Regions from separate parts of the Mus musculus genome. Here region 2 is linked to region 1. A link is a loop called in an ENCODE intact Hi-C map of the cell type or tissue named here. Cell type or tissue: gastrocnemius. All regions are shown on one strand. Each heading gives the region's core, and the rest is flanking DNA. Links, peaks and the distances in the headings are about the cores only.

Region 1 (16,040 bases), core at 4,777-12,776:
CCAGGCCTCAGCAATGGCCATGGTGTTGCTCAGCATGCACACAGCTCTATGGACCCTGGCCAGGTCACTACCAGGTACCACAGTGGTAGGCTGGTAATTAATGCCAACCTTGAAGCCAGTGGGGCACCAGTCCACAAACTGGATGGTATGCTTGGTCTTGATGGTGGCAATGACAACATTGACATCTTTGGGAACCTCATTGCCATGGAACAGCAGGCAGCAAGCCATGCATTTACCATGGTGAGGGTCACATTTCACCATCTGGATGGATGGCTCAAAGCAGGCATTGGTGATGTCTACTACAGAAAGCTGCCCATGGTAGGCTTTCTCAGTAGAGATGACAGGGGCATAAGTGGCCAGAGGGAAGTGGATGTGAGGGTAGGGTACCAGGTTGGTCTGGAATTCTGTCAGATCAACATTCAGGGCCCCATCAAATCTGAGGGAAGCAGTGATGGAAGACACCATGTGGCTAAAATTTTGGGTTCTTAGGATCTGAGGCCACAGCTACCCCAAGACTATGGCCCCAAGCTTTTCCAAGCATATCTCTTGCTTAGAGAAGAAGCTGTGTTCCGTCTCTGTACACCAAGTCCTCATAGAAAAGCTCCCTATGCCCTAGCTCCAGGCTTTTACTCGCTGTCAAGCATGTTCCTGGTTTTGACAAGGCCAGGGCCCTTTCCATATATTAGGGCTTCAGGGATCGTCTCAGTTGATCAGCCCACCTCTGGACAGTTTGATTTCTCAATATTTAATACTGTGGATATTTTATAGCTGTTTTGTTTTGTTGTTTTTGACAAAAGACAGTTCTTTTGAATTCAGTGCATTAATCTGTCATATAGTTGGTCCGTTAAATCCATTTGCATTCAGAGTTATAAATGAGAAGGGTTGGCTTTTGTGCATGATTTTGTTTTTCACCCTAACTTCTTGCAAGTTCCTTTCTTTCCATACTGGTAGTTTTGGATTTTGCTGGAGAAAAGTAGAGATGCCTTGAGGTTGGTAGTAAAGAAGTGACTAATAGTTGTTCCAGAGCTGACATATGTCTTGTTTATTTGATAGTTTGGCTTTGATTAATAGGAAATTAATTGATCATTAAATACTGTACGGGCTACTTTTATGACACAAGCTAAAGTCACCAGATGCAGGAGCCCCAATTGAGAAAGCATCTCCATAAGGTTGGGCTGTAGGTATTTATTTAATTAGTGGTTGATGCTGGAGGTCCCAGCCTCTTGTGGATGGTGCCATCCCTGGGCTGGTGGTCCTGGGTTTTTCTATAAGAAAGTGGGCTGAGCAAGCCATGTGGAGCAAACCAGTTAAGCAGCACCACTCCATGGCCTTGCACCAGCTCCTGCCTCCAGGTTCCTGCCATATTTGAGTTCCCATCCTTAAGTGATGGACTACACTATGGGAATGTAAAACCACTAAACCCTTTCTTCCCCAACTTGATTTTGGTTATAGTGTTCCACTGCATTAATAGAAACCCTAACTGTGGTACCATAAAATATAAGACTTCATTTTTGTTCCTGTTCCTTATTGTGGGTAGTTTTATTTGTTTGTTTTCAATACTGGCATTTCTCCAAGAGGCACTGGAAAAAAGAGCAAAATGAGTGAGATCTGGATATGTTCACAACAATATGGGCTGAAGTTCCCAGAAGGAATGACATCTACACCTGTGTTAAGTGTTCAAAGTACACTCCCATTTTGAAGAGGTAGAATATTACAACTTGGGAGTCAAGTTTCTTGGGAGATCTAAGCTCACAAATTACCCCTTTATTGACTGCCCCTTGCATGATTTACCATCTTTACGGCTCTTAGGTAAATCAATCTGGAACGTATACAGTAATGTTCAGCTCTCACCTACCTGGATTTCATCAGAAAGATCTGAGTTCAAAGCAGAGACTTCTCTCTGCTGTGCCCTATCCACCTGACCTTTCAACCCATGTCTTTTCAAGAAGCATTGATTGATCTGGGCAGCATGGGCAGCAGCATCTACGTTCATGTATTTAATGTGCTTCACACATTGAAGATAACAGCCATGAGAAAGATATATGCAGTACTGCACTGCTGTTAGAGACAGTTGATCTGTCCAGGTCAAGTTTGACATGTTCAGTGGTTCTAAAGTCTTCAGGTCATCTCTGCATGGTGAAGGGGAGGTGAAAGCTGAGTTGCACTAGATGCTAAACCAACTGAAAAATGAAAGAACAGTGTGGACAAGCACCAGCAGTTCCTGTTGCTCTGCTTGCCTATTTCACCCAGTCACAGTGCTGCTTCATTTCCGCCCTTCTGTGTGTCTCCTGTCATGGTGGACTGGACCCTGAACATTGGAGACAAAGAAAATTTCCTCTTCAGTATGTGACTTGTCAGATATCACAGCAACAAGAAACATCAGAAACAGTAGAATGCCCTGGTAGCTAGGTGTGGTGGTGGCACTAAGTCCCAGCACTTAGGACATAGAAAATTGAGGGCTGGAACCAAGGTCATCTTCAACTACACAGGGAGCATGAGGCCCACTTGTTCATAATGATGCCCATCCTCAGGCCAGAAAGTAAGGTGTAATTCCTAACAGTTAATAGCATATAGACTGAGTTACTTAGCATTGAATATGTTATATTGCAGCATTCCCAATTCGAATCTCCATAGAATATGACATCCCTCATAGATGGAATCTTTATATGTAAACACAGGAGTTTATGTGCTGTGTGTGCATTGAACTATAATGGTGATTACCCAAGGCCGTTGTACACAGGAAGATAAATGTGTGAGGTATGTTTATACTTTCTATTGAAGATTTACCTTAATTTTATATATAAGGCTATTTTGCTTGCATATGTGTCTATTGTGTAGACATGCATTGCCTACAGAAGCCAAAAGAGATCTTTGGATCCCCAGGAACTGAAGTTGCAGATGGTTGTTGGCTGAGATGTTGATGCTGAGAATAGAAGCTCAGCCTTCTCTAAGAGCAGTCAGTACTCTGGGTCACTGGTCCTTCCCTCCAACCTCTTAAATGTGTCGGCCAGGGGGCCTTGACTCCTGATATTTGTTCTCCCATTTCTTTAGCATAACCTAACAGTGAGCACTATTACAACTGGATAGTTTTTCTTTGCTGCTCTTAAAAATTAATATTTCTTTTGTCTTTTGAGATTATAATGAAATGACATCATTTGTCACCTATTTCCCACTTCAAACTTTTCCATATATCCCTTTTGAACTGATGACTAATCTTTCATGTTATGCCCCTAAATACATAATACTAACTTCTGAGTCTGTATATTATTTGTTTTTTTGGTTTTTTTTTGTTGTTGTTGTTGTTGTTGTTGGTTTTTCGAGACAGGTTTTCTCTGTATAGCCCTGGCTGTCCTGGAACTCACTTTGTAGACCAGGCTGGCCTCGAACTCAGAAATCCACCTGCCTCTGCCTCCCGAGTGCTGGGATTAAAGGCATGCGCCACCATGCCCGGCTTGTATATTATTTGTACTTACATATTTTCAAGGCTGACCATTTGGTGTTGGATAACCAGTTAGTGTGCTCATCCCTGGGGAAGAGTATTCCTCCTTCTCTCAGCATTTCATAGTTGCCTTCAGGCAACTTTCTGTAGGATTGAGGTTTTTCTTATCCATGTTAACACACCAAATGGTGTCCTTCTTCAGGTCATGTTTAGGCTGTTATATTGTTGGAACTTTATGCTGTAGCACCTGACATTCCTAGGAGACAGGACATTATAACAAACTCCCTGTTCCCCCTTGCAGTCTTTCTGCCACCTCCTCCATAATGAAAGCTTTGGATATAAGAGTTGTTTGGTATAAATAACCATTGGGACTGAGCTCCACAACTCTACATTTTGATTGTTTTTGGTTTTCTGTCTATTGCAAAGAGAAGTCTCCTTGATGAGGGGTAAGGACTACACTTCCCTGTGGGTATAAGAACAAATATTTAGAATGTAGTTAAGGATTATGCTGGTTCAGGAAAGTGCTGGCTGTAGACTCTTCTCCAGATCCATGGATTTACTGGGTAGTTGGCTAGGTTTCAGTATCAGGCAAGATTTCCCTCCTGTTAGAGTCTTAAGTCTAATTAGAGAGTTGCTGATTGTCACCAAGTTGTGTGTGCCACTACTACATACCGTGGGCTATTTTGCCATGCTGTTCTTGTTAATAGACATCATACCTGAATATGACTGCTGGTGGCTTCCCCTCTTTGGAAGCATGCATGGTGCCTTCTCTTACCATGGAAGCTTGTCCAAAGGAAGGAAGCACTCAGGTTAGTTCTGTCAGAGGCCTCTTGCCCATGTGTATTCTAGTGCATGGTCTTTTCTGCAATACCAAGAACAATCATAGTAACTTGTAGTGTTTGGGGAGACTTTTGGACAACTCTGGCCAATAAGTCAAAAGAGGACTTCCCATCCCTGGTATTGGGGATTTTTGTTAGATGATCTTTTGGCATTAGTCAAGATGGGAAAAATTTTTTTAAACTATAATGTGATTTTATACATCAACTTGCATGCATTATAGGAATTTTAAGGTAGATAGTTAATAGTGTAATGCTTTCTGATGTTTTCAGACATCCCCAATGGTATCCTACCTGCCTCCCTCCTTTTGTATTTACTGGCCCCTCTCACTAATAGAGTCCACTTTCCCCATCAGATTACTTATATCTTGCTGTTCTCCTCTCTGTTGTCTCCTGCCCCTCCTCCACCCTAGGAATGGTCCCCTTTTACTCTCCTAATTTCTGCAGTCAGTCTATTTAGAACTAGGAACCACAGAGAGAATATATGATGTTTGCCCTTCTGGATTTGAGTTACCTTGTTCAATACAATCTTTTCTAGTTCTGTTTATCTGCAAATTTCAGCTCCTTTTTTCTTTTCAGCTGAATAGCATTCCATCAGATATATGTAGCATATTTTCATTATCCATTTATCTGTTGAAAGACATTTAGGTTGTTAACATTTACTAGGTATTATGAATAGAGCTGCAATGATTGTTGCTGAGCAAGTATCTGTGAAGTAAGATGAAGGCTCCTTTGGACAATTGCTAAGAATTGCTATAGCTGAGTCATGTGGAAGGTGTACTAGCTAGGGTTACTTTTGCTGTGATGAAACACCATGACCATAAAGCAAGTTTTGAAGGAAAGGGTTTATTTGACTTATCTTTCTCCAGTAGTCCATCGCTGAAGGAAGCCAGGACAAGAACTCAAACTGTTTTCCCGACCCATGATGATCACAAATAGCTTCTAGACAGCTCTTCTAATGCTGAGGAGAGGGATCAAAACATGACTGAAGCCAGCATGACTCTGCTGGTTCTCACAAAACCCCAGGTGGACAAAGAAAGATGAGTTGAGTGAATATTACTCTCAGCTTTACCAATCTGAGACCCCAACACTGATCAAGGTAAGGGGACGTTAGACACCTATTGCCAGCCCTACTGACTGGGAAACATTAGGAACTGGACTTTACTGAAGTTACTCTGTCAAGTTTGGCTACTGATACTTGCTAGTTTTTTGCAGCTAGCTTTTCAGGATGGGTGGGAGTTATTTTCACCAGATCAGAAATGGCTCATATAGTTACTAAGAAGTTACTGACAGAGATTATTCCCTATTTTGCCTTCCCTACTCTTTTTGGTCTGACAATGGGGACCAGTATTAACAACCAGACTGTCAAAACAAATCGCTTAAACTCTAGAAATACATTGGGAATTGCATTGTGTCTATAGGCCCCCAAGCTTAGGACAGATAGAACTAACAGGACTATTAAAGAAATGCCAAATTCCGTGCAGAAACTGTTGGAGGATGGACTGAGCAGCTCCCAACATTCTTTTTAAGATCAGGAATCTCCCTACATGAACAAGCCAACACCTTCCTAACTGGCAACAGTTCCTTGTAAAAGGGTAGTAAGCCATTGGGGCCCATGGAGAAAGGCCTAACAGCTGATTTGATTTCTCTAACTTGCTTACACAGTCATTCAAACTCTATTTTGAGGTAACGTTGATCAATCACCTAATCTTGACAGAGCAGAACAGCTCTCATGGTTTTTGCCTTTGAAGGCCTTATTTTCCCCACCTCTGGGCACATTTGGGTTAGAGACTGTGGTCCTGTTAGCAGCTTTAATCAATTGCCCAAAAAATAATCTGAGTCGAGTCTGGGAGTCTTTTCCTGGTGGACATGAACTACATAACGTTCTCCAGTATCAATTATCCCAGTAAAACAAAGGTTTGACTTTAGTGCTTCTGGTCTCTTGCTAATCACAGCAGATTCTTCAGCTCCAGCTAAGAACCACAGATGCTTAACTCAAAATATTCAAACCCACCCCCCCCCCCCAGAGTCTTTGAGAGATTCTCACACTTCCCTCTGGTTGTCTGGATCTTCACCTGACAACCCTTGTCCTCTGTATTTCTCTGAAGATTCTTATCTTGAAGGATCCCATAGAACACTCAAGAGCTTTTCTAGCCCAAAGTTCCAAAATCCTTCCACTATCCTCCCTGAAATAAGGTCAGGTCTATCTGGTCAGTGCCCCACAATCCTGGTACCAACTTCTGTCTTAGTTAGGATTACTATTTCTATGAGGAAAGATCATGACCAAAAGCGAGTTGGGGGAGTGTATTAGGGCTCTCTAGAGTAACAACTTATAAAATGTATGTATGTATGTATGTATGTATGTATGTATGTATGTATGTATGTATGTATGTGTGTGTGTGTATGGGGGGATTTATTCAAATGACTTACAGACTGTTGTCCAGCTAATCTGATGTTGGCTGGCAGAGCAGAGCATAGAAAGTCTAAGACTCCAGTAGTTTGCTCAGTCCACAAGCTGGTGCTCGGTATATGCTGGAATCCCAAAGATGTAGCTATAATGCCCATGAGGGAACGGACTTGCTAGGTAACAGCAAGCAGACAAAGAGCAAAAGCTTCCATCTTCCGTATCTATGTAGCAGTGGTTCTCAATCTTCCTAATGCTGTGAGCCCTTAATACAGTTCCTCATGTTGTGACTCCCCAACCATAAAATTATTTTTTGATATTTTATCACTAATTTTGCTGTTATGAATTGTAATGTAACTATGTGATATGCAGATGATCTTAAGCAACCCCTGAAAAGGGTTGTTTGACCCTCAAGGGGTCATAACTTGCATGTTGAAAATTGCTTTATAGCAGGGCGCGGTGGCACATGACTTTAATCCCAACACTCGGGAGGCAGAGGCAGGCAGATTTCTGAGTTAGAAGCCAGCCTGGTCTACAAAATGAGTTCCAGGACAGCCAGGGCTACACAGAGAAACCCAGTCTCGGAAAAGAAAAAAAAAAAAAAAAAAAAAAGGAAGGAAGGAAGAGAAAAAAGAGAAAATTGCTGTTATATAGACTTCCAGCAGAAGGTGTGGTCCAGATTAAAATTGTTATCTTCCCACCTCAGGATTGGAATTAAAGGCATGTATTTCCACCTGTTGCAGTAATTCCCCAACCCTGATACCCCAATAAGTCTATGCAAAAACCACACAACTCAGTTACATTATTTACAAGCTGCACGCTTAGACTGAGCAGATTTATCACTACACTACTCTATTCCCCAGCTGTGAGATCCCACATTATTTGCTGCCTCTCAGGGCCTTGTGGTTCTGCTCCATCTTCCTCTTATCTTCTCTTCCTCAGTCTTCTTCCTCCCTCGCTCCCTACTCTTCCCTCACTTCCTAAAACCTCTAGCCCCACCTTTCCCTTCCACTGCCCAATCACAGGCTCTAGTCTTTATTTGACCAGTTAGAATGGGGAGAAGGTTCACAGGAAATCACCTGAGTATGTGATCCACTCCTCTCAGGGGCAACCCCTCTTGAGGAAGCTGAATTAACATCAGAATACAAACAGCACCAGGGCAACCCACAACATCTACCTCACAAGTCATGACTAGAAGTGGATCCACCCACTTCAAACAAACAAAAATCCCTCAAAGGTGTCCCTTGTATTTCTTCTGGATTCCATCTAATTCTAGATGTAGTCAAGTACCAAGAATAGAAATCACAGGAGAAAAGAGTTTATTTGGTTTACATAACCTGGATTGCTGTCCATTGGAAGAAGCCAAGGCTGGAATTCAAAGAGGGCAGGAACCCGGAGGCAGGAGCTGCTGATGGTTTTTATTTTAAATCTAGTATAATTGAGTCAATGAGTTTTCCTCCTGCCAAAAGACTCTAGGAACCCCAGAGCTTTTTAGGTAACGTCTTTGATCAGAGTAAGAAGTAAACCTAATACAAGTTGCCGTCAAAGGCTGGATTTATATTCCCACAAGACCTTTGTAAATTTGAGACTTAAAAAGCAGCCTAATCCAGTGACAGGCTATAAATAGTTCTCCCTGACTTTGGTTCAGGGCAGTCCTTCGCGTAGACTTCTGGGAAATGTAGTCTCTCTTAGCATGACTCCGCTAGACCGGACTCTACTCCTCTGTGCTTCCGGTTCATTTTGCTTTTGTGTTTCTCCAAACTCTGCGGCTTTCTCAAAGTTGGAACAGTGTGGCTTGCGCTCCGCGCTCGACATGGAGGTTGGTCCCGGCTGCAGCCTAGCCTTGCAGGCCTCATGAACTATACGGGTGGGCGGGCCCGGGGTGCAGGGAGCCGGGGAGGGCTGGGCGGGAGGCGGAGAGAAGCCCACGTGGTCCTGCAGTGCGGACCTAGGCTTGGCCAGAGTGCAGGGGTGGGGCGCACGCACGGTGCAAGGAGTGATTGCTCTGTTAGGACAGAGCGGCTGACAGAGTCAATCATGTGTTTCAGGGACCTGAGAGGTGGCCTGCTACTGCGAGAATGGAGACTGGAAAGTCTAGGGTTGGTAGAGCAGGGTGGCTTGGCTGACCGTGCCAGAGGCAGGCTGTGATGAGAGCTCATACCCCACCTTGGCTGGGGAAGCTTGCTGTTAACTAGTTTTCACATTGCTGTTGTCAGATCCCTCAGGAAATCTAGAGCAAGTGGGTTTTTCTGGGCCCTCCCGTATTCAATGAGAGGCCCAGGACTCTGATTTTGAGTTCGTGTGGCTCATAGTTTCCAGGACAGTGAGTTCTGCGGGGGAGTTTGGTGTATGGGATGTTCGTCCCGTTTTCTTTGTGATAAATTGTTAGTTTTCAGGGCGGCTCACTTTGGATAGGAATCACTCCTTTACCCACTGTGACAGAACCCTCACATTCACACACCTGTATGAGGAAAAAAAAAAAAATCTCATCGAGGGGGCACTCTGAACTTTGTCCCAGCTATCACTGATCCTACAACACTGCAGAGTGGAAAATACTAGAGATTATTACCACATACAATTGCACCGGAGACTGCGATGTCAGAAATTTGGTGTTGTGTGGAAAGATTGAGAGTGAAGTTGAAGAGCTGTGGCTCACTCAGGGTCCTGTGATTGTATACAGCCAATGCTCACCCTGCCCTTTGTATACAGCCGCTGCTCATCCTGACATTTGTACTGTTTTTGCCACACTTCAGTCAAATTGATTTGTGTGCTGGAGACTGACTTACAGCATTAAAATCTATACCTGAGAAGCATGGGCTTTAAACTACATCAATACCAATACTTTCTATGTATCATCTAACAATCATTAAAATATGGACATTTTCTAATTAATGTCACTAATCTGCAGGAAACTAAGAATGTGCCGTTTTACACTGTTTAAGGTGTGAAAAGTACATTTTCTTGTACCTTAAATCTCGTTTCCTACAATGTAGAGGTGATACAGCAATAAGCACAATTATATTATAGGTCACAACACATAGATGTTTGATATCTATCTATCTATCTGTCTGTCTATCTACACTTTTACTTAATATATTTCTTAAACAGATCTATGATTGAAAATAAAACATCAGTGTATGCTGTGCTGTTTCCTGTTACATCTGCATTTGGGAGGTGGAAGCAGGAAATACAGTCCTTTGGGCATATGCTGAGTCTTATGTTGACTTATTCTTTTAGCTTTTTGTGGGTTCTCCATACTGATTGCCAGAGTTGCTGTACCAAGTTGCAGTCTTAGCAACAGTGACTGGGAGGTTCATTTTTTTCCACTCCTTCCCAGGATTTTTTTTGTCAGTTGTTTTGTTGATCTTAGCCTTTCTGACTGTAGTAAGAAGAAATCTCAAAGTTGTTTTGATTTCCTTGATGGTTAAGGACGATGAACACTTTTTGATGTTTATTTTTTAGCCATTTTTTGTTTCTTCTCTTTAGAACTCTGTTTAAATCCCTAGCTCATTTTTTAATTGTATCATTTATTTCCTTGAACGTTTGTATTTTCAGTTCTTACTATATTTTGGATATTAATCTCTGGACAGATGTGTAGATAACAAAGGTTCTCTCCTATCGTGTAGGCTTCTTCATAGTTGGTTGTTTCTTTAGCTGTCCGGAAGTTTTTAGTTTTATGGAATCCCACCTGTCAGTTGTTGGCCTTAATTCCTGCGCAAATGGTGTCCTTTTAAAGAAAAGTCCTTTCCTGCACCTATATTTTGTAGAATACTGCTTATATTTTCTCCTAGCAGTTTAGTGTTTCAGGTTTCAAATTGAGGGTTTTGACCCACTTGGATCAGTTTGTGCAGTGCAATAGATACAGGTCTAGTTTCATTCTTCTGCATGCGGTCATCCAGTTTTCCAAGCATCATTTATTGAAGGTGTTATCTTTTTTCCTGTGTGTGTGTGTGTGTGTGTGTGTGTGTGTGTGTGTGTGTATTTTTTCTTGCCTCTGTCAAATATCAGATTTAAGCCACCCTACATTTCCAGAATAAAGGCAGCCTGGTCATGGCATATGATCTTATGACATTTGCTTGTATTTGGTTTCCATGATGCTGTCATTCATGGGGTCTCCACTGCAACTGAAGCTGCACCTGCCACCAATGGTGGCCTCTCCTGGCCTTTCACAGTGCTAAGCCCCAGCTGTTTCTCATCACCTTTATGCCTTCAAAATCAGCACCGTGCATCATACATCACACCAAACTCATACATCAGCTGCTAACTTGAAATACAGTCTTAGGACTTTCTACCATAGCATCCGTACACTGACCCTGAGGAAACAGTCACAGAAGATAGTATCTCAATGATGGTGATCTCTTTTTAACCACAGCTCATTTCTTAGTCCTAGCTAACAAACACTCCTTGTTCCAGTAAAGTAACGGGTTCATGTCAGTAGTGCTGGTCTCTTTGTTCATCACAGCTCACTCTTCAGTCCCAGCTGAACAGGGAAATCACAGGTTCTTATCTCAAAGTTTCACAAGAGTGGTTTTGATAGAGACTTCTCAAGCCCAGCTTCCTTCATCTGCCTTGTTCTTTTCTTTTTTTGTTTTTTTCCCAAGTTCCCACAGAACATCCTATCAAGCTCTAAGCACTCAACGAACTTTCCAAGCCAAAGTTCCAAACTCCTTTCCCATTTCTCTCCCTAGCAACAAAGTCAGATCTGCTGCAGCAATGCTGGACTCCTAGTACAAGTTTATGACTTTGAGTTTCATCAGCTGTGATAAAGACCATAACCAAAAGTAACCTGGGGAAGAACGGGCTAATTTCACTTTCCTCATACAGGGAAATCAGGGGAGGGATTCAAGGCTGGCATCTGGAGGTAGAAAATGAAACAGAGGCCATACAGGAACACTGCTTACTGCCCGTTCCCCATGCTTGCTCAGCCTGCTCTCTAATGCCACCCAGGACTATAAGCCCAGGACTGGTCCCACCCACAATGAGATTGGTCCTCCTATATCAGCTACTAATCAAGAAAATGTTGTGCCCCCCTTGACTGATTTCCTTTTTTTTTTTCCCCTACTTTATACTTATTTTAGTGTTCTGTTTTCTGTCTGCCTAAACAGTCAGTCCTCTTGTATAAGGAAAGCTACCATGTTTGTGCAGGCTTCCTTCCTAATGCTATGTCTGGGGTTAGTCTCCTGCATTATAACTAGCCACCCAGTATGTCATTTTTAAGCCCTGTTGCTTTTTTTTCTACTGCATTTCAGTGTTGATTTATTGATAACCTTACTTATTTAGCAGTCATATTCTTTTTTTGTTTTGTTTTGTTTTGTTTGAGACAGGGTTTCTCTGTGTAGCCCTGGCTGTCCTGGAGCTCACTCTGTAGACCAGGCCTGTCTCTGCCTCCCACGTGCTGGGATTAAAGGCATGCGCCACCACTGCCCGGCAGCAGTCATATTCTTGATATGTCCATCTGTACTGTTCTTCAGATAACATAGTAGCTTCTTCATACGTTTTTGCTTGTTTGATTTATGCCTTAGTTCTTATTGGATAAGGTCTCTCGGTGCAGCTTTAGCTTATCTTGAACTCTCTATGTTGCAGGTTATCCTTGACCTCACAGAGATCTGCCTACCTCTCCCTCCTGAATACTGTGATTAACACCTGAATACCATGTCAACTCCTTATAGCTCTCACTGATATGTGGACTTTAGTCCTAACAGTGACCTTTGCTGGGGTAGAATTTCTAGAACTTCTCAAACCTAGTCTGAGAACTTGTTTAGTGACCTATGACTTTATTTTCATTGGCTTTGAACCTAGCATTCAAGTTATAATGCTCTTTTCATTGGCTCTCTGAGGAATGTAAGTCAGAATTCACCATCCCGGTCAGGTCTGAAGCAAGACCAAACTTGTATGCCTAATTCACTCTTACTACCCTGAGAAGGAGCCGGAGATTTGGAGGCTGTTCTCCAGTTCTTTCCTTGATGGTCTGCATGTGAGCAGTGTATAAGCAAGCAAAACATCATGACTTCCCCTATTGTCTCCTGCTTCTTGCTAGGAATTGAACCCAGGCCTCACACCGCTGAGCAAGTGTCTGTCCAAAGAGCTATATCCCAGCTCAGTCCTTTTCTATTTTATGAGCTGGTCTTTGTTTTGTCATCTTGAGTGCTGCAACCCAACAACAGTCAGTGAATTTCTCACAAACATTTATTTTGGCACATTCTGAGAAGAAAATGTATAGGCTGTTCCATTTAATACTGCCACTGTTTTCCACTTTGTTGCAGTTTCAGCTGTATTTTTATGTTAATTGTTGATGGTTGTAAAGGTTTAAAACAAGAATAATTAATGTACCATAATATACTTTGAGTTTTGTTTCAATACTGTATAAAACAGAAGAAAACTTTGGTGGTCTGAGTGATAATGAGCCGATAGGTTCATATAATTGAATACTTGGTCTTCATTGGTGAACTGTTTGGGAAGGATTAAGAGGTGTGGCCTGGTTGGAGGTATGTCATTAGAGGCAAGGTTGAGGTTTCAAAAGACTCTCACAATCCCCAGTCCTCTCCCCCTTCCTTCTGCTAGTTTTTCTTCAGCTGGCGCTGAAGAATGAGCAGCACTACTGATATGAGCTCATTACTTTACTGGGACAATTAGTATTTGTTAGCTGGGACTGAGAAATCAGCTGTGATTAAAAAGGGTCTGGCAACATTGAGGTACTGCTGTATGTGAGTCTTTTTTCAGCATACAGAGTTGAAATCCCTCATCCCTAAATCTTGATGAGTGGAATAAGTTGGCATAGATGTTTGCGGATTTCAGGCTTAAAAGCTCTATAGGAGTCTAGCTGTGGTCACAATTTGGCTCCCAAGTCTATACTTTGTCCCTGATCAATCACTTTCAGGGTATACATCCAATAAGCCAGCCATGTTGGACTGAGATTGGTGTCAGAGTGGTTTATGGGACTTATTCCAGACCCCAACAAGATTAAGAGGCCTGTAAAGGCAACGAGCAGAGTAAAACTCCACAACAGCATGAAGTTCTCCGGGCATGTAGTTTTGGGGGCCATGCCTCTCTGAGACACATCCATTGTGGTTGTGCTAACTGGTGGGCTGCACTCCATGAGTTCTAAAGCCATTTATTGTTCCTCCTGTCTGGCTCTTAACACATATGTACAGTTTAGTCCTGTCTAGCCTCAAAGCATGAGAGCTTATCTATGACAGTGTAGATGGGGCTATTATTTCAGACCTGGGAAGACAAGTAGCATATGATCTCAGCCATAGACATACACCAAAGAATTTGGTCTCTCCAGAGTTGAAGATGATATGGGCATTTCCAATGGGCCAGTGAGCTGGGGAAGAGAAGCACAGAAAGTATTGCCCAGTGTGTGCACAATGCATTTAGGTAAGAGCATGACGCTTAATATACTATTGCACAGAATTAAGACTATGTAACAGTGGTGTAGTGTGTATTACAGAAGCCAGGAAGACAGGCTTTTGAGCGTTTCCAATATAAAAGTGAAACCTACTTAAAAATCATACTAAGTATATATTGAGCATTATCCAACAAAGTATATATCTAAGACTTATCTAATGTTACATAACCCTTCATTAATATGTAAATTTTCATTTTTATAAGCTTATCATAAACAATAAAAATATTAGTATCATAAATCATTATGGAATTTTTTATACTGAGATAACAAAAACGGGTGAGCTGAAATGTAGAAAATTTTAAAATAAAGAGAAAAAAATAAAAGATAGTGTCATGTATTGATAACATTAGACTTTTGAAGAGCAATGCAATTGAGCCACGAGTTCTAACTCTGTCTTTGGAACATAGCAGATGCCTGAATACCTAACAGAGAGAGGGAGAAAGAGACAAAGTGTTAGAATTGCATTTAGTGTATTTAAAGGTTAGGCTCACATTTAGTGTAAATATATTCCAAGTGCTATTTTTCCTGTTTGAAATGTGCAAATGTGTAAAACTCTTGCACTTCCATTTCCTCTCAGTCTTCCTTTATTCTCCCCTTGGCTGCTCAGACTCCTGTCCCTTGGTGCACTTGTCTTCACTCCACCAGTGGATGAGTGCACATGCAGACACCTCAGCCCAGAGCTGCCGCATCAGGTCTGCATCTTCACTGCACTTCGCTCTCAGGGTGAGGTTTCTAAGTGGAGATGGTTTTGAGGAATGTAACCAACATTACATACCAATTTAGAACCATTTCTAGTTCTCCCTTCACCTTGCACAAAAGGTGACTGCAAGCTTGCTGACTTTGGTATTGACATCATTAACTGTTATATTTAATTTATACTATTCATTTATTTTTATTTCAGGACCCTCTGTCATTTACAGATGTGGCCATTGATTTCTCTGCAGATGAGTGTGAATGTCTGGACTCTGCTCAGTGGAATTTGTATAAGGAAGTGATGTTGGAGAATTACAGCAACCTTGTGTTCCTGGGTGAGGATCACTTTCATTGTGAACTCTTATTTCACTGTCAACATGGGCCTGTCTCCCTGCCTTTGAAGAATATCTCATGGGAGCTTGTGCTTTTGATTTCTTCCTTTTTCTTTTTTTGGGTTTTCAAAACAGGGTTTCTCTGTGTAACTATGGCTATCCTGGAATTTTCTCTATAGGCCAGACTGGTGTCAGACTCAGAAATCTGCCTGCCCTCTGCCTCCTAAGTGCTGGGAATGAAGGCACTCACCACCACTGCCCAGCTTATTGATTAGTTTTGTGTGTCCATTTTAAAAGGAAAAATTAGGGAATTGCTATGTAGCCAAGAAATTCTTTTTCTTCTTGTGTTTTTAACAGGTTTGTTTTCAAAGTATTTTCCTGTGGTGGTAATGTTAGAAGCTCAGTAGCCTGAGGCACAGAACACATGTATTAAAGTGTCTCAGCCGTTAGCATTAATACTTTTTCTTGTATATGAGGTTCAACATCTGCAGGTTGTATATTACATCTAAGCATCCTGTCTTTCAGGAAATGTTTAAAGATAGAATTTTACGAAATCTTTTATCTTCTCTTTTCTTCTAAGCAACAGAACTGGGTGCAAATGTTAATTTCCAGAAAAAAAAATACAGCCAAGCCTCTTGTTCCTTTTCCAAACAGGTCTTGCTTTCTCTAAGCCATACCTGGTCACATTTCTGGAGCAGAGTTCAGATCTGTGGAGTGTGAAGAGGAAGGCATCAGTGGCCATCCATCTAGGTGTGTAGGAATGAGTGAGCAGAGCTCACAAGTGACAAGTCAATTTGTAAAACATGTATTGAGAAGTTGTATTTTGGTGGAAGTCTCTTACTATCAAATGGCTTTTGTGATGTTTACTATAATCCTCCTTTTACCTCAAAAAAGCTTTGCATTTATTTACAGTGGCTGCTAAAGTCCT
Region 2 (16,040 bases), core at 2,629-10,628, 180 kb after region 1:
GCAGGGAACATGGTTGCATGCAGACAGATATAGTGATGTCGAAGTAGCTTAGAGTTCTACATCCTGTGTAGAGAGGAAAAGACTAGCTCTGACATGGGCTTTTGAAACCTCTCAGCCCACCCCAAATGCACACTTCCTCCAACAAGTCCATACCACCTAATCTGTCAAATCCTGACACTCGCTGGTAACCAGGCCATCTTAAACCACCACACCAGCCAATGTGGAGTCTCATCCTGGGGAGAAGCATATTCTATCTGCAGTCATTAGTTGCCTGTAGTTTTTTGTCTAGGTATCGAGCCCATCAAAAAATTTCCTCCTACGCATTGGCATGGCCCATTAATGTTGCCATTCTTGTCTTGTTTAGGTAACCATTTTGAAGAAACTTTCACAGTAGCTTCTTGGTGTTGCTCTTAAATACTCGTGTCCCATCTTCCTCTTTATTCTCTGAGCCGTAGATGCAGGTGCTCTGGGGGTAGATGTATTCATTGGAGCTGATCTGCCAGGGATATGGTTTCACTGGAAATTATTTCTTTTAAATGATTTATGTATTTTATATGTATGAGTGTTTTGTCTGCATTAATGCACAACAAAGAGGGCACTGGATCCCGTGGAACTACAGTCATGGACAGTTGTGAGCTGCTTCATGGGTGCTAGGAATTGAACTAAGGACCTCTAGAAGAGCAACCACAGAGCTATCTCTCCAGCCAGAGAAATTATTTCTTGATGTTGTATATTTGTAGAGATACACTCTAGTAGGGCTTTCCTACAAATTTCCAGAAACTTAATTCCTGTTTGATAAAATCATATCCTTAGGAAGAAATAAAATACAGTAAGCTAAGAAATAAAATACAGTAAGCTTAGAAAAAAAAGAAGCAACTTTACCACAGACTAACAATATGTCATTCTTATGAAGCTTTTGGGGATAGTGGAAGATTTTCTCATTTGCATTCACTGGTCTTTGGAAATAGTTTTCTCACAAGATGGTTTTATTTAAAATACCACTTCATCCAATATCTATTACTCTACTAAAAAAAAAAGCCATTTGGACTTATGCATAATATTACTTCTCCTGAGCATGAAAATCTGAAGAAAGTCATTGAGACATAATGACAGCCACAAGAAACCTTGAACTTAGCACCAGCAAGATTTATAGCATGAGCTGGTACATTTCCCACAATTACCATTTATATGTTAACCCAGGGCAAGTGACTTGGCCCCTATGTCTTTACTTCTTTTTTTGTAAAGTGAGGCACCACGACCTTAGTTGTCTGCTTTATCATCACCACAGTGAACCATACCTGATATTGGTACTCGGAAGTTCTCTCCCATAGAGACTTAGGGTCACTATAGTTTGCCCCACTCAACACTATTAAGCAGTACCTTGAAAACCACTTGTATATTATGTCTACTCTTAGAATATTGGAATCATGAACCATTCTGTAAAAGGGACCAATTGAAGAAATTGGGTGAAGAGAACAATGACTGACAAAGAGCAAAACAAAAAAATCCAGCCAGTTCAGAGAGTAAAGTGATGTGAGGATGGCAGTGTTGAGTATTCCCACCTTTGCAGAAACACCCAGCTTAGTCAAATTTGGGAGATAACCTGTGTTAAGCCACTAGATTCAGAATCGGTTTATTGAACACCAAAGTTCTGTGTGTGTTAGATAATCCTGAAAGAATAATATGAGTAGCTAAGTTGATTGCTCAGAGCCAGATAGAATCAGTGTGTCTGATTACTTTCTAACTTGACATTTAAGGTTCTAAAATACATTGGCTAATGTGATATAAATGTGTTTCCATCAGTTCTCCAAGGGTAAAATGAATAAATAAAATAGCCGAGAAAAAAAGCACAGCTATGCCTGGTCTGTCGGTGTCTGGGAACTTCATTTTGCCTTTATGACCAATCCACTTGGGGTAGTCTAGCTTGGAGCTAGGGTGGTAACTTAGCCAAGAGTTACTCACACAGGGGGACCCCAGTTTAATCCTCAGCACCCATGTAATAACTGAGGGCTTCAATGCACATGTAATCCCAATGCTGGGGGGATGGAAAAAAAAAGGATCCATTGGGCTTGCTGGCCAGTCAATCTTGCCCAAATTGATGACCTCTAAATTCACTGAGATCCTTTTTCAAAAGCTAATGTGAAGAGTGGTTGAAGAAGACATTGAGCTTAGACCTTTGGCATCCACATGCCTACACACATACATGTATACATACATGCACACATTGACAAACTTAACACATACAGGGGCACACCAAGAATAGGTTAGTTGTGCTACTGTCATGGACAATCCTAAAATTTTAAGCAATTTTAAACCATAAAGGTTTGTTTCTTGATGATGTCTATCTTGCGAGTAAAAGTGGTTTAAGGGTACAGAGTGATGCATCCTAGACACTGTTATTATGACTTGGGTGTTGGCAGTCTACTAAAGGGAAAAGAAATTTTTTTTAAGTTGCCTACATTTTAATGCAATTTATTCATTCTTTCACAACTTGGTACACACATAATATACTAAGGACTTTAAATTTTTTTATTTGAATAAATCTGTTATGAAAATATTTCAAGAATGATTGTTCTGAAGCAAGTGACAGCCTTACTATAGCTGTAAGAGGAAGCATCAAAGGTAAGCATTTGAAAATGAAAATAATCTCATAAAAATCAATACATAATACCAAACCAATCAAAATGCAACAATATTTACATGAGTATTGTGTTACAGCGTACATCCATGTCTTCCTTGTTGTAAGTTTACAAAAACCTTGGGATATACAAAATGTTGAGTGCTACCATCCCACCCTCTACCGCCTCAGGAGGCTGCACAGAAAATGAGTCCTTCCACATAGAACCAAAGCAGTTCTGGAGCTGACTCACTTATAAACCACAAGACACCATGATCACATACAAACACAGAAGCGACATACCTGTTTTACCTTTCAACTGAACTGCTGTTCAATTACTGTAAGTAATTATGGGTGTGTTTTCACAGACTGACAGTCCTAGCCTCTGAAACACTTCAGAGGCGAGCACATGTGAGCATGCTATTCTTTCATACAGCAAAAGCCAGCATTTTAATTAAAAATTTTTATTTCTGTGATACAGAATCCCTAGAGTCCAAATAAGGAAAACTCAAAACACTACCAAATCATAGAACAAAACAGTATGTAAGATAAGTCAAATAATCCTCACTCAGTAAATTTATTCCCATCAATCATCAGGTTTATAATAAGATTACTTTTTTCCAAGTCTCAAGTTCTAATCAATTAATAACCCATTCTTTAAAATAGAATGAAAAACTATGACCAACAGAAGACACACAAGCATTTAGCACGTTGTCAAAATAAAAGGTCTTTGTTAAAAGCTGCTGACATTTCTGTCAGTAGTAACCATATGGAGGCCGCTGGTTGTGGCCATACTGTGTGTACTATTGTTGATAGTAGGGCTCTGGTCTCTGCTGTGGGTAGTTGTTGTTACCCCATGTCCATCCATGCCACTGATTTGACCGGTTGTCAGTTGGCCATCCTTGTCTGTTATCCCTACCTCTAAATTGTCTGTTGTCTTGCAGCCAGTTGCCTCTATTTCTTTGGTTACCACCAGCTCTGCTATTCCATTCCTCAACAATTGGAGGGGACTCAGGAGGGCGTTTCAAGTATTCCTGGTATTCTTTGCCATCTTTCGTGAATCTGCTTGCAAACATGTCTTCAAAATTTGGAATTACTTCAGAAGTATCACTCATCTTGAAGTTCTGTACAATTTTTAAGATCCTTCTCGGGATGCGCTGGAGACCTCAGCAGTCTACACTGCACCCCGGGGAAAAGAAATCTAAAAGATTTATCTTTAAAATTTTTTTGCAGGCGTGTGTGAGGGGTGTGCCAATGCATCACATGTATATGTCAAAAATTTAAAGAATCAAAGTGTAATTTCTATGCCAGGAGGAAAGAAAGAAAACCTTTTAAAAAATATTTTTAGGATTTGTTTTAGTAATTTGTGTGTATATGTGAATGTTCACACATGCATACGGGTACCCACAAGACCAGAAGAGGGCATCAGATCTCTTAGAGCTGAAGTTATAGGTGGTGATGCAACTTGGAACTGAACTGAGGTCCTCTGGAAGGGCATCAAGTTGTTTGTAACCACTGAGCCACTACCCCAACCCCCTAAAACGTTTCAAACCAACATTAACAAGCATGAGCAAACACTAAGCCCTAGGCTTACTGCACATAAGACTGGATTTTGTGACTGTTATTCATGTATGTATGTATGTATATATATATATATATATATATATATATGTATGTATGTATGTATGTATGTATGTATGTATGTATGTATGTATATGTATATGTATATATATGATACTTTTTGACATACCTTGACATATGATCTTCTTCTTTAGCATCTTTCACCCTGGCGCTGAAACTTCTCAGGGTGAAGTTTAATGAATCCCCTTTACAATGTGCCAGTGTACAAATGTATATATTTACTCCTATCCTTCAGACTTCATGGTGGCCACTGCATATAGTCCGAGAGCTGCATCAGAAACAGAAGAAAAGGGAAGAAGGCAACGGAACTAGAACTTCTGACTAAAATCATTACATAACATTTTGGATTCATAATGAGACAGTTCTATGCTGTCCTGGGTCTCAGCTTAAGTCTGAAAGACAGCATGGTAAGACCACTATTGAGCTTTAATAAAGTACACTGTTTATATTTGAGCTATGTATCAGCAACTAATTTTGTATTGGATTCAGAACACTGGCTTTATTACTGAATAATTTTGTCTACATTTCTGTTTTTTTTTTGTTTGTTTTTTTTGTTTTGTTTTTTTTTTTTTGAGACAGGGTTTTTCTGTATAGCCCTGCTGGCTGTCCTGGAACTCACTTTGTAAACCAGGCTGGCCTCGAACTCAGAAATCTGCCTGCCTCTGGCTCCCAAGTGCTGGGATTAAAGGCGTGCACCACCACTGCCCAGCTCATTTCTGTATTTTTGACATTAAATCCAGTCCAAAATTCAGAAAAGATAGTTGATGTCAATGAGAGGGAAACCAAGAAATAATAAATAGTATCTACCTCAAAAAAAAAAAAAAAAAAGACCACTATCGAGTCATAGTAAAACTCAACAGTAACTCCACTTTCTGTCCTTAGTTTTTTATTTTAGACTCTACCTGTTGGGGTTGAGATCTTGAAAGCACAGTCTATAGTCTTTCTGCTTGCTCCATTTTTAATACTATATGCAAATTCTAAATATATCTTAGGGGTTTTGTTGTTGTTGTTTTGTTTTAGGTAAGGTCTTGCAGACTGATGCCAGATTCACTATGTAGACAACTGTAGTCTTGAACTTGCAGGGATCCTCCTGCCTCAGACTACTGAATTCTTGGATCTTGCATGTGCCATTTACTCCTACCTTAAAGTTAATATTTTTAAAGCTTATCCAACCTAACTTTCTACTAAAATTGTTTGATAGGGATTTTTAGGTGGGGAAAGTGAAGCCTAGAAGCTGAAAGTTATCTGGGATTGGTTGTGCAGCATATGATCCTAGAAATAAGGAAGCCCGAATTTGAAACTGGATTTCTCAATTCTAGTTAACAAACAAACAAACAAACCTGGACTCTACCCAATTTCAATGCCCTTGGATAACTTATTGAACTTTTCTGAGGCTCAGCTTCCTTCTCTCTTCAATACTGATAGCACCAGTAATTACACTGATGATTTAGAATTAAATGAGAATATAGCCACACTTCTGAACCCAAAGATTGCAGACCTATAGATTGAGTCTACCACAGATCGGGAAGGGGTATATCTGTGTTAACTATAAATGTTCATTATACCTGTGTTACTTCCAAAATAGTGCAGTATAACAGTTATTTGTGTGGTGCTTACTTTATATTCTGTATTAAAGTAATCCTGAGGTGATTTAAAGAATGCAATAGTGTATACATTATATTAAAACACCGCACCATTTGACATAAAGAATTTGAGCATCAAGCGTCCTCTAGCGTCCTAGCATCCCCTCCATGCATTTTGAGATGCGGTTTGCCTGAAAATCATTTACTACATTACCTGTCTCCAAGACTCCATTTATTCCGCAAAGGTTCTTTCCTATAACAGAGCATTGAATAACACTGTCTCCTAATTTCGCAGTACTTTCCCCATTGTGTCGCGAAGAATGTTTTTTGTAACAAGGCACACAAAAAGATCAGCCTAATGTGTGGAGTCCATTCAGGTAGGAAAGAGTAAATGCCTTCTGCTGGCGGTCAGAGCAGCGCCTGCCCCTCCCTTCCCCTTCCTAAAGTATCCAGGACGCCTGCGTAGGAGCCCGGCGTGTCCTCTAGGACTTACCCAGAAGGCAGCGCTTCACTCTCAGGTCAAAATGGCGGGCCGATCTGCTGGTGAGTAATTACTCCTCCTTTGTGGGTATCGTGGAGCGGTTGTATTTTCTCACGAACTTGTTCTCCTTTTGCGTTAGCTAAATAGCTAGTTTGTGATAAGAGACGTGGCGACCCAGCAGCTCAAAGGACAGGTTTCGCTGAGCCAGGTCGGGCCTGCCTGAGGGTTAGAACAGGGACCTCTGCCGGAAGGAGCCCAGCGGGGCTGACCGGGTTCGGCCTCCTTCCCCTCCGCCTTGGGACAGCTTAGGGAGGTGAGGAGGTCAGCAGACGACAGCCACAGCGAGTAGTGGGGAGCATTTGGAGTCAGGCGCAGGCCACTTCAGTGACAGTGATCGGAGCAAACAGCGCCCGAGCCCGCATGACGCTCCTAAGACTTGTCAGAAGAATTAAAAGGAAGTAAGATAGGGTTATAGTGAGGTTTCAGGTTAACCTTGGCATATCTGGACGGTGAGCTGGGGCTGCAGGGCTGTAAGGACTTTTGTTTAATGTAGGCACTAGAACAAATTTGAGATAGAGTGCCAGAATGTTTTCACATCAAATATTACTCACCCTCTCCCCTCCTATTTTTTTTTAAAGCTTAATCTTTGCCCACTGATGGTATACGTTGGAATAGTCTTTAAAAACAATACTGATAACCTTCTCACAGTCCCTGGAAATTCTGAAGGCATTAATTTTACCCATTTGACACAATTTTAGGAAAAGTATTCTGTTTTGTTGAGTTTAATACTTACGTAAGCCAGCTTCCTTTTCTGCAACAGGCTTTTGATCTATAATGTGGCAAACAGAGTAGTGCCTGACACATTTGTTAAGTAAATATTAATCGATATTATAATCACTGCTGTGTTAACAATTTAGTTCTTATGCTTTTTTTTAATATTTTTATTTTTTGAGCCAGGGTAGCCCAAGTTAGCTGTGTATTGAAGAATGACCTTGAACCTCTGATTCTTTTTTCCTCCACCCTAAAAATGCTGGAATTGCAGGAATGAATCACTATGCATGTTTTATGTAGTGCTGGAGTTGGAGCCCAGGGCTTTGTGGTGTATGTTAGGCAAGCAATATACCAACTGAGCATTAGCCCTTGACAATTTAAATTTCTCTTAGAAACAATTTTATGCATGACTTCTAATTTAAAGGTTGGAGGAAGCCATGTAGTAATCTGTACTGAGGATTAGGAAATTAGAAGGAGATAATAAGAAGGGAGCCTCTTTTTCCTTCTATGGTAAGAAAGTAGCCTTAACGCTTAGGGACTGAGAATATAGCTCAGTTGGTAAAAAGTTTGCCTTGCAATGTAAATACTGGCCTGATTTCGGTTCTCAGAACCCATTTTGTTTGTTGAGCTTTTTCTTTTTAAATAAACTGAGTTCCATTATATGAGACACGTCTCAGTAGCCCTAATCCATGCTTTTAATCCTAGAGCTGGAGACAAGGAAACAAGTGATCTTGGGGTTCACTGGCCTTTTAGCCTAATGTACTTGGCACTTCCAAGCCAGTGAGAGATGCCATCTCAAAAATGAAAAGGATGACAACGTCCTCTGGCAGTCACATGTTCCCTCCCCTACCCCTCACATTTTAAAAAGAAAGGTTAAGCTTGCTCTATCTTCTTTCTTGTACCACGTCTGGTCAACATCAGGCACTCTCCTGCTTCCTTGCCTCTTCTCCTTTACCTCTCTCAGGCTCAGTCTTCTTCCCCAAATGGTTTAAGTTTGTTTTTGAATAGAGTTTTTTGCATGCTAGGCACGAACTCTAAGGCTGAACCATATTCCCAGCCCCTATTTTAGTTTTTGTATCTCTGTTTGTTTGTTTGTTTGTTTGTTTGTTTACACAAGGCTTGGTATTCACAGTCTCAACTTCCTGCATGCTGAGATTACAGGCATGCTTTGTTACATTAAGAGATTTAAATTTAACATTGAATGTTTCTTCTTATCCATGTTCAAATACTATTATTCCCTTGACGAACAGTTTGCTGTTTGAGAAAAGGAAAATAGGCTTCTTTTACTAATATATTGGTATTTAAATTAGCTGATAGTATGAAAGTTTTTCTAGAAATAATTATAAATTATATTTTATGTAAAATTATAATTTTAAGGATGATAGCCAAATAAGACAATGTAAACTAAAAGTTTTGGAGACTAGAGGCCTGCCACTTAACCTGAAATCTTATAGCTCCACCTCCTTGGAAAAGAAAAAGTTATTTCCGCAGCTACAAAAGACAGAAGTGCTTCAGATCCTTTCCTGTCTCTGGTCCTTCAGTTCTTATGGTAGCAGGAGAAGGGTGTTGGACTCTGAGAACCCAAAGTGGCAGGAAGTATACCTGTGGCTATTAGGCACCTTTAGTTTTGAGTTTACCATTTGTTCCCACAGTGTCATGAGTGAAATGATTATCTACATTGTATACAAGGGGATTCTTAGGTTTATAAGATAACTGGTTCTTTACCAATTGGTCTATTGCTTTGTAAGTATATTGTAGCAACTAACATTGTGGTAATTATAGTTTCAGCATCAAGCAAGTGGCTGGATGGTTTTCGAAAGTGGTATTATAATGCTGCAGGATTCAATAAACTGGGTGAGTATCCATTCTGTGGTCCTCCTTCTCTTGTTCTCCCTGAATTCAGTACTTTTAAAGAATTCCTATAGTTCAAAAGAGATCATTTGTTTTTGTGTGTATCAGATTTAAAAATAAACTGTTTTTGAATTTTTGATCTTTATGTGGTGTTTGAACTTAGTGTTGTCTACTTAGCAGTGAACTTCACATTGTGGTCTAGAAGCCGAATGGAAGCATCAGCAGATCTTAGGGTTTCTTGGTATAAATTTGAGTTCTTTATGCCTTTAAAAAATTTATCAGTTGCACATATACCAAGGTGTGCTTGTGGAGGTTAGAGGAAGACTTCTGGAAGCTAGTTCTCCTTCCTTCATGGTGTCCAGGGATCAGACTTTGGACTGTAAATAGTACCTTCACCTGCCTACCCACCTCCCTGGTCAGTCCCAGTTATATCATATAATGATCTCAGATTAGAAGAAGAGATGGGGTCCACATGGTTTCAAGGTCAAGGTACACATTTTACATGCTTTCTGAACTGATTCATAGTGCTTTTAAAAAGCCTATATATTTCTTCAAGCAGTAACTTGGGCCTAAAACACATTTGGTTTCTATCTTTCTTTGTTCATTAGAAGAGAAAAGTTCTATGTGGAGGAGATAGCTCAGTGACTCCACAGGTCTGATGATCTGAGTTCAGAACCCACATAAAAGTTGACACAGCGCAAGCAGTGTGCTACTCTGGGAAGGTGGGAGCAGAGACAGGAATCGCTAGACACTGGGTGGTTAGCTTATATAGTAGCAGCACAGGGACGATCTCAAACAAGGTGAAAACTCAAGGACTGATACCTCAGGTTTACCCTTTGGCCTCCACATGTACTGGAGATACGTGTGTACATGTACACATACACACACACACACACACACACACACACACACACACACACACATACATGAAAAGCTCCTACCAGATATGGTGAGTTATGTAATTTTATTATTGGGGAGGCAGAGGCAAGAAGATGGTTGTTTCGAGGCAAATGAGTCTAAGGCTGATTGGGAAGAAACAAATGATTCTCTATGAGTTCAATGCTAGCAATGGCTACAAAATGAGGCTGTCTGAAAAGTGCAAAACAAACAAAAATCACTTTTTTTGGATTGTTCTTTAATCTGGTTCTTCTGTTCCTATTGCAGGGTTAATGCGAGATGATACACTACATGAAACTGAAGATGTAAAAGAAGCCATAAGAAGGCTTCCTGAGGACCTTTATAATGACAGGATGTTTCGAATTAAGAGAGCCCTGGACCTGACTATGAGGCATCAGATCTTGCCTAAGGATCAGTGGACAAAATATGAGGAGGTAGAACAGGTTTGATGTGTCTAGCAGTGTTAGTCACTCAAGATGCAGTATCAGAAACAGGAGAAACATGCTTGTTTGTTCAGTGTTTTAGTGTTCTCCACATCATGCTACATAAGTAGCATTTCAGCAACCAGGTGAGGTTAGTAGAAAGCTGTTGGCTCTATTTTAAATAACAACAAGGTGAGACTTGGAGGTGAAGTGACTTCTGACATCACTAAGCTAGTCTTTAGTATGGAAAGCCTGGGCTAGAATTCAGATTTTTCTGCCTTATCAGCCATATTGCTTTCCCTCTACTTTGGTTCCTGCTCTATGAAGAGTTTTAGTTATGTGAAGTCTATTGAGTGATTTTTGTAGCTCTGTGCATGGACATCTGTCCTCAAAAGTCAGGCAAGCTTATAGGCATTGTACACCTTCTCCTGACCTGCTCACTGCATGATCTTTCAGAGGTTTTATATTTAAAAAGCACATATTTCCTAGAGGTTCAGATTATATTTTCTTAGGTTATAAGCAAAGACTAATTCATTGCAATGAACTTCATTGGTGATCTAAAACCTGTTTTCTTCTTCCTTCTTTAGGACAAATTCTACCTTGAACCCTATCTAAAAGAGGTTATTCGGGAAAGAAAGGAGAGAGAAGAGTGGGCAAAGAAGTGATCTTTTAGTTAAGATCTGTGGGTGTGCCTGGTCTCACCATACTTTTACAAAGTTATTTCAACCCAAATCACAATTTAAGAATTATTTGTTCTACCTATGCCACACTTTAAATAAATGTCTATTATAACCATGGTTGGATTATTTGAATTCAATTCAAACGCCTACTGTCATAATTATTGTTATCATTTTTCTGACAATTTTTTTCAAGACTTGTAAGATATTTTTAGTTGATGCTTAGCTAGAGATGAAGGGAGCCAATTTAATCATCTCTTCATTGGCTAGATAACTAGCCAGCTTACTGAAAGATACAACATTTTATACTGGCTGAATAGTAAGCTTTAGATTCCCTTTCTAGGCTCCTGGCTATACAGGTGTGAGACAAGGGATCAGGCAACCAGCACTGAACAGTTGGGCCATCAGCTTTCAAAGTGAATGATGGAAAGAAGGGAAAGTTTACCCCAGGTTAATTAAATACATGACTTGGGACACAGCCTTTCAGAACATTGCTCTCTGCCTAGATTTATTTTGCATCCTGCCATTTAGAAAAAAAAGTCTGTATTCCAATATGGGCTTATATAACTTACCTGTGTATGTACAGGTGCACATGCCCTATGCTAATCAGTAATCAGTAAATAAATAACAAATTAGGCATTTGGAAAACAACAGAGAAAAAGCACAAAGGCAAATTATGCTTTTATGTTCCTTTAAGAACTAGGAGCTCAGGGAGTCTTGTGGAAGAATTGGGGGAAGTTTTGTGGGACCCAAGGAGGATGGGCCCTCCTCAGGGAGACCAACAGAATGGATTAATCTGGGCTCCCAGAGATTGAACCACCAACCAGAGAGTGAGCATGGGCTGGATCTAGACTACTCGTGTAGCAGACGTGAGGCTTGGTCTTAATTACGGTCCCCCAACAACTGGAGCAGGGACTGTCTCCAAACCTGTTGCCTGCCTGTGGATCCTCTTCCCCTGAGTGGGCCATCTTGTCTGGCCTTGTGTGGGATGGTGTGCCTGGTCTTGAACTTCTTTGATGTGCCATGGTGAGGTGGTACTGGGTGGGAGGGAGCTCTCCCATCTCTTTGAGGAGAGGGAGAGGAACTGGGGGTGCTGATACTGGGAAATGGAATGAATAACAACAAAAAAATTTGGTACTGAGCTATGCATAGTAGCTCATTCCTAGCACTCAGTAGGTCAGCCTCCCTGGTCTGTATCAGTGCCCATACACCCAGAGCCACAAAGAGAACCCTGTTTTGGAAACACCAAAAAGGAAAACAACAAAAATAAACCAAACTAGGTACTTAACAGCAAAGAGAACACAGTTTAATTTAAAGATACAAATTCTGGCTGTAAATTGTGAGGTTCTTCGCTGGAGATAAGAGCTAGAATTTCAATAGGTACAGCAAGAGGAGGAATACCTGCTTTATACATACAGCAGAAGTTTCTGGCTAGAAACAAGATGGAAGGAAAGGAACAAAGTTTTCTATTACAGTTAAAATTCATAAAATAATTAAAACATACAGACACCTATATGCAGTCCTTTGACAAAAAAAAGACAAGTTAGCCTTTAAAGCAGGATCCTATCAGGGTTTCTCTGTATAGCCCTGGCCATCCTGGACTCACTTTGTAAACCAGGCTGGCTTTAAACTCACAGAGATCCACTTGCCTCTGACTACTGAGTGCTAGAATTAAAGGTGTGCACCTAACATGCCTGGCTCCTAACAGGTATTTTAAAGTCAAATGTGCTCAGCATGGTGGCATGTGCTTGCAATAGTTCACAGCACTTGAGAAATGGATGGCTGCATCTGAGATTAGCCTGCGTTGCACTGTAAGACTGTTGGGGAAGAAAATATCTTAAAAGAAGTATTGGGATATTAGAAAGCTAATTTATTATTGATTAAATTTCCAGAAAAAAAAAACACAACAACAACAAATTTTCCTTAGATCTTTAATCATATTTTGAAACCTATCTTGGAAGTTAGTCTTGTTAGTTCTCTAATGATTTAGAGCCTTCCTAAAAATGTTTTTCTTGTAGTAAAAGTTGTTCTTAAATGTCCTTAACACTTAAGCTATTAAAGCAAGACTAAAGACAATTCCAAGTGATGAACTTCAACAAATGAGGTTTTGACTTACTAGGAGCAGGAGGTTCTGGGCTAGCCACCTCTTTTATAGTTAAAAATGTGGCATAATGGGCTGGAGAGATGACTCTGTGGTTAAGAGCACTGACAGCTCTTCCAGAGGTCCTGAGTTAAATTCTCAGTGGTTCACAGCCATCTGTAATGGGATCTGATGTCCTTTTCTGGTATGTCTGAAGACAGTGGCACTGTACTCACATAAAATAAATAAATCTTTTTAAAAATGTAGTATAACAATGGTATGAGGAAAGATTTCATCTACCAATGTACATCACGTGGCTACTACATTCTAAATGATAACAAATAATTACAACTTTTCTGAAAACCATAGAATGTACTTACTGTTCTTTGGGTCTTTGTTTTGAGTTTGGTTTTACTTTGAGACAGGGCCTTCATGTGTTGTTCTGGTTGGCCAGCAACTCACGATGTAGACCAGGCTAGCTCACATAGATTATCCTCCTACTGTTTCCCAAGTGCTTAGATTAAAGCCATGTACCACCAAAACTGTCTTAATGTTCCCAGTGCTATGAATTATTCTGTTCTGTTAAATGAGAAGAATAAGCAGGACCATGATTTAGGTCACTGGGAGACCAGGGAGATAGAAGGAACTTGTGAGCAGATCAGTGCAATCCTGTCACTGACAACGAGAATCTTTGTTTTATCACAATCTGTCACATCTACATGTTATCGGGAAATCTGACACAGCTGAAACCAATAGCCATTTCGAGCTTCTAGGTTGGAATCACATAGCCTCAATCCTTACCCTTCCTCCTTAACCATAGGAAAAACAACCTCTGTGCATCAGTTGGCTGTTAAAGCTACTTTTAGAACCTATATTATAGCATGGTTACAAATGTACTCTCTATATTATATGTCAAGACTTTACAGAACAAAGTTATATGGGGAAGCACCAATAAAAACTCATCCAAAGTCCAAAATCCTATTACCATAATAAACTTTCCAAAGTCATAAGCCTGGTGGCTTTTTAAAATAGGAGTATGTTGGGTAGCTTTGAAAATAAATGTAATGCTTGGGATTAAAAGGCTTAAGTGAACATAAAAGGTCTCGTGCAGATCCTTGTCAGCATGGTGGATGAACACAGAGCTGTTCACACTTTGTGATGTCTTTTAGAGCCCAGCATCAGAAGTAAGTTTATAAAGATGAATCAGATAGCCCTTTCAGAGCAGAGCAGTATGCACTATGTGTGGGATGTCTTTTAGAGCCCAGGCTCAGAGATGATTGTAAAAGTAACTTTTATTTGCCTGACATAATTGTTATATTGGAGGCTTACTGCTTAATAAGCTCACCCTTTCTAGTTCTTTCTGAACTCTGCCTGGCTGGTTCAACTTAACTATTCTGGCTCAAATGCCTCTCCAAGCTTACTGATTCAAGTGGGCTTCTCTTGGCTTTGGACAGAATTGCTCTGCCTGGCCTCAAACTTTTAAAATATATTCTAATCTTCTGCCTCCGTCTCATTCTCTGGCAAGTTCTTTCTTCAACTGTGTCTAGCCTGTCTCTGTAAAACTGTCCTGGGAAGTGTTGATGCCTGCTCCCCCCAGCATAGCTGTAGCCATTTTTTTTCCATGCCTGCCAGTCATTTCATATTGTTATTTACACAGAAAATGTGCTTGACCTAGAGCAGGGTCATGTTGACCACATACCCGGTTATGTTCTGAGGTTTGTTAATCTTAATAAATTCCACAACCATAAGCATCACTTGAACCAATCAGAATAAAGGTCAGAACTGTTCTGTTCTGTCTAGCTAGCCAAAATAGCTTGAGTCAAAGCCAACCACTGGGCAGTGATTCCTACACCTGCACATTAGCTCATTGTGAGTTTTGCCTATATAAACTGACCCTGAGAAACATTCATGGACACAGTCAGCTCTTTGGGGTGAATGCCCAATAATCTATCCCTGTCAGACTGAGATCAGTGTACATGTGGTTTGTGGGGCAACTCTTGAACCCCCACAATAAAGCCTGCCTCTGAACTGAACTCAGCCAAACTCAGCTGCTGAACTCAACTGAATTCCACTGCACTCTACCCAGATAACACAGACCTAGGAGGTCTTCGGATGTGATCTTTTGCCAGAGCAGCCTTGTTGGAAGATTAAAATTCCTCTATAGGTCAACATGGCAAAATGGATTAGATAGCTAGCCCCTTTCCTTTAGAAAGCAAGAATCCCTTTATAACAAGGACTTATTTTCTGCTACTTGATGGCAATGCACCTCAGCTTTTCAACTTGAAGGTATATTTCCCTGGGGGAGATTTATCCATTTTGTACCTTCATTAATTTCCCTCTCCATCTTTCAGGATGACAACACCTTGCTAGTTTATGCCCATCAGTAGAATTTACTGCGAAGCTATATACTGACCTAATAAAATCTAATATATGCTGTTATTTAGTTTGAGTATTTTATTCAATCATGTCTGATCATATTTCCTTTTTATGATTGCTCACTCTTTAATCATGCCAGATGACTGTACATGAAACAATAAAGTACATATATATTAAAATATAAATGCTTTCATTGATTTGCTATAGTTAGTTAAACAGACGATTATATGTTGAACTTTAATTATATGTCTTGGGCCTATGTGACCCAAGGTCAACCTCTAGAACCCATTTGGTGGAAGGAGAGAATCGACCTACAAGTTGTCTTCAAACCTCCAACTTTAAAACTGTTTATGCTCACAGTTTCACACACACCCACATACATTAATAAGTGTAAAAATATAGAAATACTGGTTTTTAAAAATCCATAGCATTTTAGAATCTAAGATCTCAGATATATTGATGTACATAAATTTTGCTATGAAATTTGCTTGTCTGTGTTAATAATTGAGCAGGAAGAGCTGAATCATTACTAAGTAACATTTTAACCTATATACCAGAAAGCCTGCTGACATTTGAGTGTCTTGTGGCAGACTCTTTAAGTAATTTCAAATTCTGACTAAATCTCCTATACTAGAAAAATGTAC

What was found. Hi-C counts contacts between places; a loop is a spot of excess contacts. Peaks named below come from ENCODE experiments on the same cell type or tissue, not always from the same donor. Only the 100,000 strongest peaks of a DNase experiment are listed, where the experiment ranks them.
Region 2: a loop joins it to region 1, with 2.6 times the contacts of the local background. A loop is called at or near these places in 2 of 42 quality-filtered maps.

What each region holds. Positions count from the first base shown.
Region 1 is chr13:67,073,908-67,089,947 of GRCm38, reverse strand. It overlaps Zfp708 (zinc finger protein 708), which reads left to right and starts at 8,403. Exons shown (of 4, transcript NM_001012448.2): 1 at 8,403-8,498; 2 at 14,989-15,115; 3 at 15,767-15,862. The coding sequence starts at 8,493. It also overlaps the pseudogene Gm17938. In gastrocnemius, for the core only: no CTCF peak of the experiment used is centred there; a DNase peak (open chromatin) is centred at 8,604; H3K4me3 peaks cover 2,010 bases; H3K27ac peaks cover 2,167 bases.
Region 2 is chr13:66,895,637-66,911,676 of GRCm38, reverse strand. Uqcrb (ubiquinol-cytochrome c reductase binding protein) reads left to right here and starts at 6,327. Exons shown (of 4, transcript NM_026219.2): 1 at 6,327-6,384; 2 at 8,876-8,947; 3 at 10,109-10,275; 4 at 10,851-11,101. The coding sequence starts at 6,366. The coding sequence ends at 10,928. Gm10767 (predicted gene 10767) reads right to left here and starts at 6,262. Exons shown (of 3, transcript NM_001177750.1): 1 at 6,056-6,262; 2 at 4,368-4,526; 3 at 2,511-3,796. The coding sequence starts at 3,732. The coding sequence ends at 3,421. It also overlaps a transcript of Mterf3 not described here. In gastrocnemius, for the core only: a CTCF peak has its summit at 6,562; DNase peaks (open chromatin) are centred at 6,325 and 6,567; H3K4me3 peaks cover 2,717 bases; H3K27ac peaks cover 2,067 bases.